Linked DNA regions of Mus musculus: all the other regions are linked to region 2. Evidence: chromatin loops called from intact Hi-C (ENCODE). Cell type or tissue: left cerebral cortex. All regions are shown on one strand. Region 1 has its middle 71 kb from the start of Gm33239. Region 2 overlaps 1700081B01Rik (a long non-coding RNA gene). Region 3 has its middle 23 kb from the start of Gm33239.

Region 1 (2,500 bases), 110 kb after region 2:
TGCTTAGAAACTCCTTAGCTCCATGCACAGCTTTCGAATGATGACCGCTGTTGCTGAAAGTGGAGGTCCCCTCCAGCAACCAATTATAGGGTTCATTAGAAACATACTTCTAGACCCTCAAAAGAAATGGAGCCTGCTGACACACAAAACTCCAGGTTCTGGGTGGGGGAGGGAGGGGCTGGGCAACAGCAAGACCTTTTGCTGTTTTGAATATTTGTTTTTTTAAGAAAGAAAAGCATTTTAAAGACATATTTTATTTTTAATTATGCCCATGTGTGTGCAGAAGATGTGTGCAGAAGCAAGGGAAGGGTGTGTGTATATGAGGGTTGGTATATATATATCGGGTGCACGTGGAGGCAAAAGGAGAGCATGGCAAGCTAGAATCACAGTTGGTTATTACTTCTTGGGGCAAAAGTCTATACATCACAGAGATGTATAGACTTACTGTGTATTGCTGGGTGCAAACAACAACAATACCAACAACAACTCAGACTGGTGTCTTTAAGTTCCTCCTTCTCCCATCTTAGGACTTCTCCGTGTCATCCCTTCCCTGGGAACTACAACTTGCCATCAAGGATTCTCTTTTACACAACTTTTCCCCTCTTGGCTAGGGCCTACCATCTCCAAAGACTACCAATGCTAACCTCAAATCTTCACACACACACACACACACACACACACACACACACACACACACACACACACACACACAGAGTTGTCACAAACACAGCTCAGTGAAGCATATGTTTAGCTCTTCCTAGCTTGCTTGCTTTATAAGGTCTGTGTAGTTGCCATCCATAGCAAAGATGAGGCAAGGTACTATAAAGACCTTTAAGTGGGTGCAAAGTTTTAAAGCTCTCTGATCCAGGGACTCCCACAATGCTGTGAATAGATATGCCCTAGACAATCTTAATCCCACCAGAGTCATCTGTGATCCTTCTTCCTGGGCGGACACACCTCTTAACAGCTACCTGTGAGGACCTCCACTGTCTGCAAATCTTATGGTCTTGCCAGTGAAGGCCTGCGTGCTACTGCCACCTTGTGGCCGTATCATTTTGACCGCTGGCACCCTAGAGGCTTATAGTCTCCCATCTACCCCTTTGTCTTGCTTTTTGTTTTCCTAATGCTCTTGAAGAGGTTAAAGGGCTTAGTGAAAGACTGATTACGCTTCGGATATGTCTCTGAAAACCTGGGCTGTTTGTTACCTTGTTTTGGAAATGGTAACTTTTCTTTTGACAAAGCTACTGCCATTAAGGCAAGCATTTAAGAGACCTAGCAACATACTGAGATTGTAGGGGCATTGGGTGCGGGCCTAGGGGTGGGCTGTAAATCTGAACAGAGGGCAGGTGCTGTGGGGAATCCGGCACTTTCTTCCACTGAGGTTTTGCTAGTGACAAGAAAGGAAAATTTGTCCCAAAGTACACGTCATCTCCCAGCCTTCCCCCATATAGTGTTTGATATGACTTCCACTCTTTCCAGGGCAGAGTCATCACTATAAACGGTGTCATCCACAGAGCAAACTGCTCTGTGCTATTTTCTATAGAGTATTTTCCAGGATGATTTTATTACAGATCCTTTTCCACGTGTGTTCTCTTGTACGGGAGGAAGGATCACAGATGACGCTGGTGGGGTTAAGAATCATGCCTAGGACATGCCTATTGACAGTTCTATGTGAAACACAAGAGAAAGTAGACCTGAGAAAAATGCTGAGCCTGCACTTTCGTGCTTTTTTTTTTTTTTTTTTTTTTGGATTGAGGCAGAGGGCTAAGTAAGTGGTAACTTTTCAATAAGTTTCATTCTGGGCATGTTTTGACGTGGTACACTCTCTGAGATACACATGGAAAAGTCAGTGTGACTGTGAGTAGGACATGAAGAAAAAGGTTGTGGCGTGTGACAGAGATAAAGGCTTGGAAACCTGGTAGGTGGGGTGAGGAATTTGAATTTTATCTTAATCAAAACTGTGAATTTTAGCCGGGCGTGATGGCGCTCGCCTTTATTCCCAGCACTTGGGAGGCAGAGGCAGGCAGATTTCTGAGTTCGAAGCCAGCTTGGTCTACAAAGTGAGTTCCAGGACAGCCAGGGCTATACAGAGAAACCCTGTCTCGATTCCCCCCCATCCCCCCCCCCAAAAAAAACTGTGAATTTTATCCTAATCAATATGGGAAGCACTTAAAGATTGCAACAGAGCAGAGGCGATGCCTGATTGAAGCTTTAAGATTTCCACCTTGACTGCTCCAAGATCAGCAAGGGCATTGAAAAGCTTGGGAGACAATGCAAGAGATGCAGTTTTAAGGTGTTTTCTTTTGAGTTCTACATCGTCTTCCTTTTCTTAGCTGCTGACAGTGAGATTCTGCTGGAATAAATGTGTATTTGAAGCACAGATGTCCAGTGAGACAGATGTAAATCAGCACCCTAGGGCTGAAGAACTGGCCTCCAGGAAGAGAGAACGGAAGGATGCAGTTGTGTCCCTGACACAGCAGAGTGACTATCAGGCAAAGTG
Region 2 (2,500 bases):
TGATGGCCAGCAAGCTCATTATTTATGGCACCAGAATAATCCAGCATGGTTAAAAGGGAAGGCTTAAATAGTGATGAGGCATCTTCTAAGAGCATAGCGGAGTTAGAACTTACGGTCCATCTTGACCCAACCACCACTCCAACTATATGCCAGCCTCACCTGAAGCAAACAGCAAGCAACGTGCCCGTGATCTTTCAGAGTAGCGTTTTGACCTATTTTAACTGCAGAGCCCATGGTACCGATTCCTAACTGGCTTTAATTTCTCAACTAGTCAAAGTGATGTGCCTTTGTCCTTTGTCTTTTATTTGTATTAGCATATATTAATTATTCATAATGTGCCCTATTATAGCATTTTCATGTGTATGTGCAGTGTATTTTGATCATCTTTACTACTCATTATTCTCTCTTGTCCCCCCTCCCCTGACCATCCCTGCTGATCTGCTTTCAAGTAAGCTTCCATCACACCTCCATCTCCTCCTTCCCTTTCTCCTCAAGAGTTAGGGTTGTTAAAAAAAGACCACAGGGCAGCGAAGTGCTTATAGAATTGTATGTGCACTTTACCAGGGCTACACCAATGAAGAAAACGACTTTTCCTCCCCCAGTTGTAAATCCCTAGGGATGGGTGGGGCTTCCTTAACTCCTCCCTAACACCAGGACCAGATTATGTTGTCAGCACAGCTGTAGGGGAGCACTGAGGTGCAAAGCCTTTCCAAACCGGGAGGTGATGCCCCCATCCCTTCTTCCTCCAGTTCTTCCATTCTCTCGGCCCCTTCTGCATGCTCAGAACGACGTTTCCAAAGTTCATTTTATGTTTAAGTGACTACGCAAGGCAGTAGATCTCATTAGGTATTTTTGAACAAGGTGTACTTTTAGTAGGGTCTCCTCAATCACTCCCACACTGCTTCTTAATGCTCCTAACCTCCCCACCACAACCCCCTATATAAGCTGCCATTCCCACGAGACATGTCCTTCCTTGGCACCTTTTTTTTTTCTCCTTCTTGCTTAGGATTTACCCACAATCAGGCACACACACACACACACACACACACACACACACACACACACCATAAAGGGGCAGTGAGGATTCCCATATGAGAAAGAAAGCATGCTGCTTGTTTTTCTGTGTTTAGGCCACGGCACTTAATATTATATACTTTCCAGATCCATCCATTCATATCCGCCCCACATCCTCATCCCTCCGCCCCCGACCCCTCCACCACCACCACCACCCCCGCCACCCCCCCTCCCGCCACCTCCCCCCCCCCCCCCCCCCCGCCTCCCGCACAAAATTTTGCTCTTTCCCGAGAGTCGTAGGCGACAGTCCCGATATTCCCACTAGGTGGCGCTGGCAGACCAGCTTGTGACACGTGTTCGCCCTGCCCCCTCCCAAGAGGCACCCGCCCTTCACTCTTTCCCTTCTGGGGCTTCCTGGGACCTTTGCTTTCCAGCCTTTGCTTCCTTTCTTCCACCTTAGGAGTTCCTGCTCCGGGCGTGGGCCAAGGCTGCCTCCTCCTCTGCAGGCCTCCTGGCTGCTTGTGTGAAATGTACCTCCTCGGGGCAACCCACTAGCCCTGCTGTGGTTTTCCTTGTTAGTTGAATAGAAGACATTGCTTGCTTAAGCTCTTTTGCTTTTATATAAAACGACGGAAACCTATTATAAAATTTATAAACACAGGAAGAAAAAAAAAAAAAAAGACGAATCTCAGCCTCTCCCACGTCACCGGGAGCTATATTGGAGACCATGATTCCATCTATCTATTCCGTATCCTTACATATGCAGAGATTAATGGCTGGATGGGCAGATAAACACACGGCAGATGGGTAGGGCACTTTATGACAGTGAAATCTGACTTCAATAAAGACAATTTATAGCGCATCTATTTGTGAAAGCTACACATTCCTTTTTTATTTATAGTTAGAACATTAAGAATTCAAAATACACTTGCTGTGTTTCACAAAACAAACAACCACTGTGTGTGTGTGTGTGTGTGTGTGTGTGTGTGTGTGTGTGTGTGTTCCTCTATTCATCTATCCATGGACCATTAGGTTGGTTCCATATTGCTATTGTCAATAATGCTGCAGGGCATGTGGGAACACACATATCTTGTTTACACAGTAATTTCGTTTCTTTGGATATATATTCCGATGTGGGAATGCTAGCTTGTGTGATCATTCTATTTTCAACGTCTCAAGAAGCCTCCATATGCTTTCCATCATGGCTGGGATAATTTATATCGTTCAGCCCTAACGTAAGAAAGGAAATCCTGACGCTGGAGAGAGACAATGCAGATGATGTGCGAGATAAGCCAGATGCAGAGACACACACTTCCCTGTGGTGTATCCTAGAAGCTGTGCTGTTGATAGGATGGACCATGGGCTATGGATGAGAATGGGGTGACATCCGTTAAAGCTTTAAATAAACGCCATTTATATGGCTGCTGAAAGGGGGGGAGTCGTCTTCTCCAGCGAAGAACCTCTAATAAGTAGATAGCCCTAACCA
Region 3 (2,500 bases), 63 kb after region 2:
CCATGGGTGTTTTGTTCCCAATTCTAAGAAGGGGCAAAGTGTCCACACTTCGGTCTTCGTTCTTCTTGAGTTTCGTGTGTTTTGCAAATTGTATCTTATATCTTGGGTATTCTAAGTTTCTGGGCTAATATCCACTTATCAGTGAGTACATAGCAGTATGTGTTCTTAACCAGTAAGACATCTCTCCAGCCCTTCTCACATCATTTTGAAAAATAAGGGTATTATTTCCATGGCCTAAAGAATGACTGGCGCCTTTATCCAGTTGCTCCTGAGCATGAGGATGCTTTGTGAACCTGCAGAGTTGCTTGATTGAGCTTTTGCTACTCTCAACTATTTTTCGTCTAGTGATTTTAGTAGCTGGACAATGTTTCTCTAGAGAAGCTATTCCAGCTGTTAACATTTTATCCTCTACAGAAGAATATGGCTTTGAATGGCAGGGTTTTAAAAAGGAAAACAAAACAAAACAAAACAAAAGCCTTGTTAAGGTCTCTGAAGCTTAAATAGTTTGTTCTCATTCAAGTTTACAAGGACGCTCAATTTTTTTTTTAGGAAACATATATCCACATACCTTTGGTTACCACAGAAGAGTAGCCACTTGCTTCCTCTAACTGTGGTTAATAAATCACTGCTTAGAATGTAAAGGCAGGATTGAAGCCAGTATACCCCCACATATTTGAAACCCACTCTAGAAATTTACAGCATTCCAGATTCCCAAGGCCTTCAATTTACCTAGCTGAACGACCGACATAAATCCCAGTCTTCGACCCAAGAGTCATTCAAGGTCATATGCCTCCAATAGTCATAAAGTTTAAACCTGCATCCTCTGCTTTCAGCATGTGAGGTCAATTCCCTTTGCGGTTTTAAGTTACTCAGAAACATACAGTTGTTTGTCTAGATGTTGCGATGACTTCCCAGAAGGCATCTTTAGAGGAGCTACTAGGGTGGTGATGGTTTAGCAGTTAAGAGAACTTACTGTTCTTGCAGAGGACTTAGGTTTAGTTCCCACTGACCACATCAGTCTTAATTTCTTGGAACTCCAACTCCAGGGAGTATTTGATGCCCTCTCCTGGCCTCTCTGGGTATTGCACTTGTGTGCACTCATGTCTTTTATAAGCATAACTTAAAATAGAAACATAAAAAGAACTGCAGGCAAAGTTTAACCCTTGAGAAGAACTGTTCTTAAGTGTGTGTGTAGAAAATGTTGCTGTTTTACCAAATCAATGGTATCCATAGAAAATAATATTGTGAATTATGGATTATTTGCAAGAAGCAGTACAAAATTAGCCACTGGGCCTGCTTCCAGAGTTGGAGTGAAGTTATGACAAACTGGATATTGATCGATGAGGGTTAGCACAGCCTATAGGTAAGGACTTGTTAGGCCAAGTAGATTAAGTTGTAATGAAATAGATTGCTCGTTGATGAAGATTTAAAGTGTGTAAGATCTGCTTGTTGTTAGTTTAAACTTGAAACCTCTGCTTTATGGAGATAGTTACTTCAGAATGACAATCACTTTAAAAAGAATGCTTTTATTGGTTCTTTGAGAATTTTATATCATATGTTTTGATCTTAGGCTTTCCTCTCCTGCAGCTCCTCCCAGATCTTCCCCCAGCCCACCTGCCCAACTTCATGTTCTCTCTGTCTCTCTCAAAACAAAACAAAACAAAACAAGCAAAACAAAGCAAAACAAAACAATGAAGCAGTACAGTTTATGTTAGCCAATCATTCCTGGGTATGGAGCCTGCCTAGGAGTATGATTGGCACGCCCAGTGTCACTCTATGAAAAACACTGTCTTTCTCTCTCTCTCTCTCAGCAGCTATCAAAAATCAGTAGCCCCGGGGGCTGGTGAGATGGCTCAGTGGGTAAGAGCACCCGACTGCTCTTCCGAAGGTCCACCAGAGTTCAAATCCCAGCAACCACATGGTGGCTCACAACCATCCGTAACAAGATCTGACTCCCTCTTCTGGTGTGTCTGAAGACAGCTACAGTGTACTTACATATAATAATAAATAAATCTTTAAAAAAAAAAATCAGTAGCCCCAAGACTAGAGGTGAAATGTGATTTGTACATGCTCGGCCCAGGGAGTGACACTATTTGGAGGTGTGGCCTTGTTGGAGTGGGTGTGGTCTTGTTGGAGTGGGTGTGGCCTTGTTGGAGTGGGTGTGGCCTTGTTGGAGTAGGTGTGCCACTGTGGGTGTGGGCACCCTAGTCCTAGCTACCTGGAAGCCAGTCTTCCACTAGCCGTCTTCAGATGAAGACTTAGAACTCCCAGCTTCTCCTGCACCATGCCTGCCAGGATGCTGCCATGTTCCCACTTTGATGATAATGGACTGACCCTCGGAACCTGTAAGCCAGCTCCAATTAAATGTTGTCCTTTATAAGACTTGCCTTGGTCATGGTGTCTGCTCACAGCAGAAAAACCCTAAGACAGCTTGTTTCCCTGGCTTGAGCTTGTGCTGGTCTTGTGAATGCTGTCACAGTCTCTGAGTTCATACGTGTGT

Evidence for each region. Peaks named below come from ENCODE experiments on the same cell type or tissue, not always from the same donor. Only the 100,000 strongest peaks of a DNase experiment are listed, where the experiment ranks them.
Region 1: it touches region 2 in a loop (10-fold over the local background); 8 of 42 quality-filtered maps call a loop at or near these places.
Region 3: it touches region 2 in a loop (5-fold over the local background); 5 of 42 quality-filtered maps call a loop at or near these places.

Annotation. Positions count from the first base shown.
Region 1 is chr5:126,621,978-126,624,477 of GRCm38, reverse strand. No RefSeq gene overlaps it. Among named protein-coding and RNA genes, the nearest start is that of Gm33239, 71 kb to the left of the region's middle. In left cerebral cortex, a CTCF peak has its summit at 1,039 (motif pointing left); a DNase peak (open chromatin) is centred at 1,043.
Region 2 is chr5:126,732,584-126,735,083 of GRCm38, reverse strand. All of the region lies in intron 2 of 1700081B01Rik (a long non-coding RNA gene), which reads right to left. Among named protein-coding and RNA genes, the nearest start is that of Gm33347, 6.6 kb to the right of the region's middle. In left cerebral cortex, a CTCF peak has its summit at 1,373 (motif pointing right); DNase peaks (open chromatin) are centred at 1,424 and 2,222; H3K4me3 peaks cover 409 bases; H3K27ac peaks cover 570 bases.
Region 3 is chr5:126,669,925-126,672,424 of GRCm38, reverse strand. No RefSeq gene overlaps it. Among named protein-coding and RNA genes, the nearest start is that of Gm33239, 23 kb to the left of the region's middle. In left cerebral cortex, a CTCF peak has its summit at 1,070 (motif pointing left); a DNase peak (open chromatin) is centred at 1,059.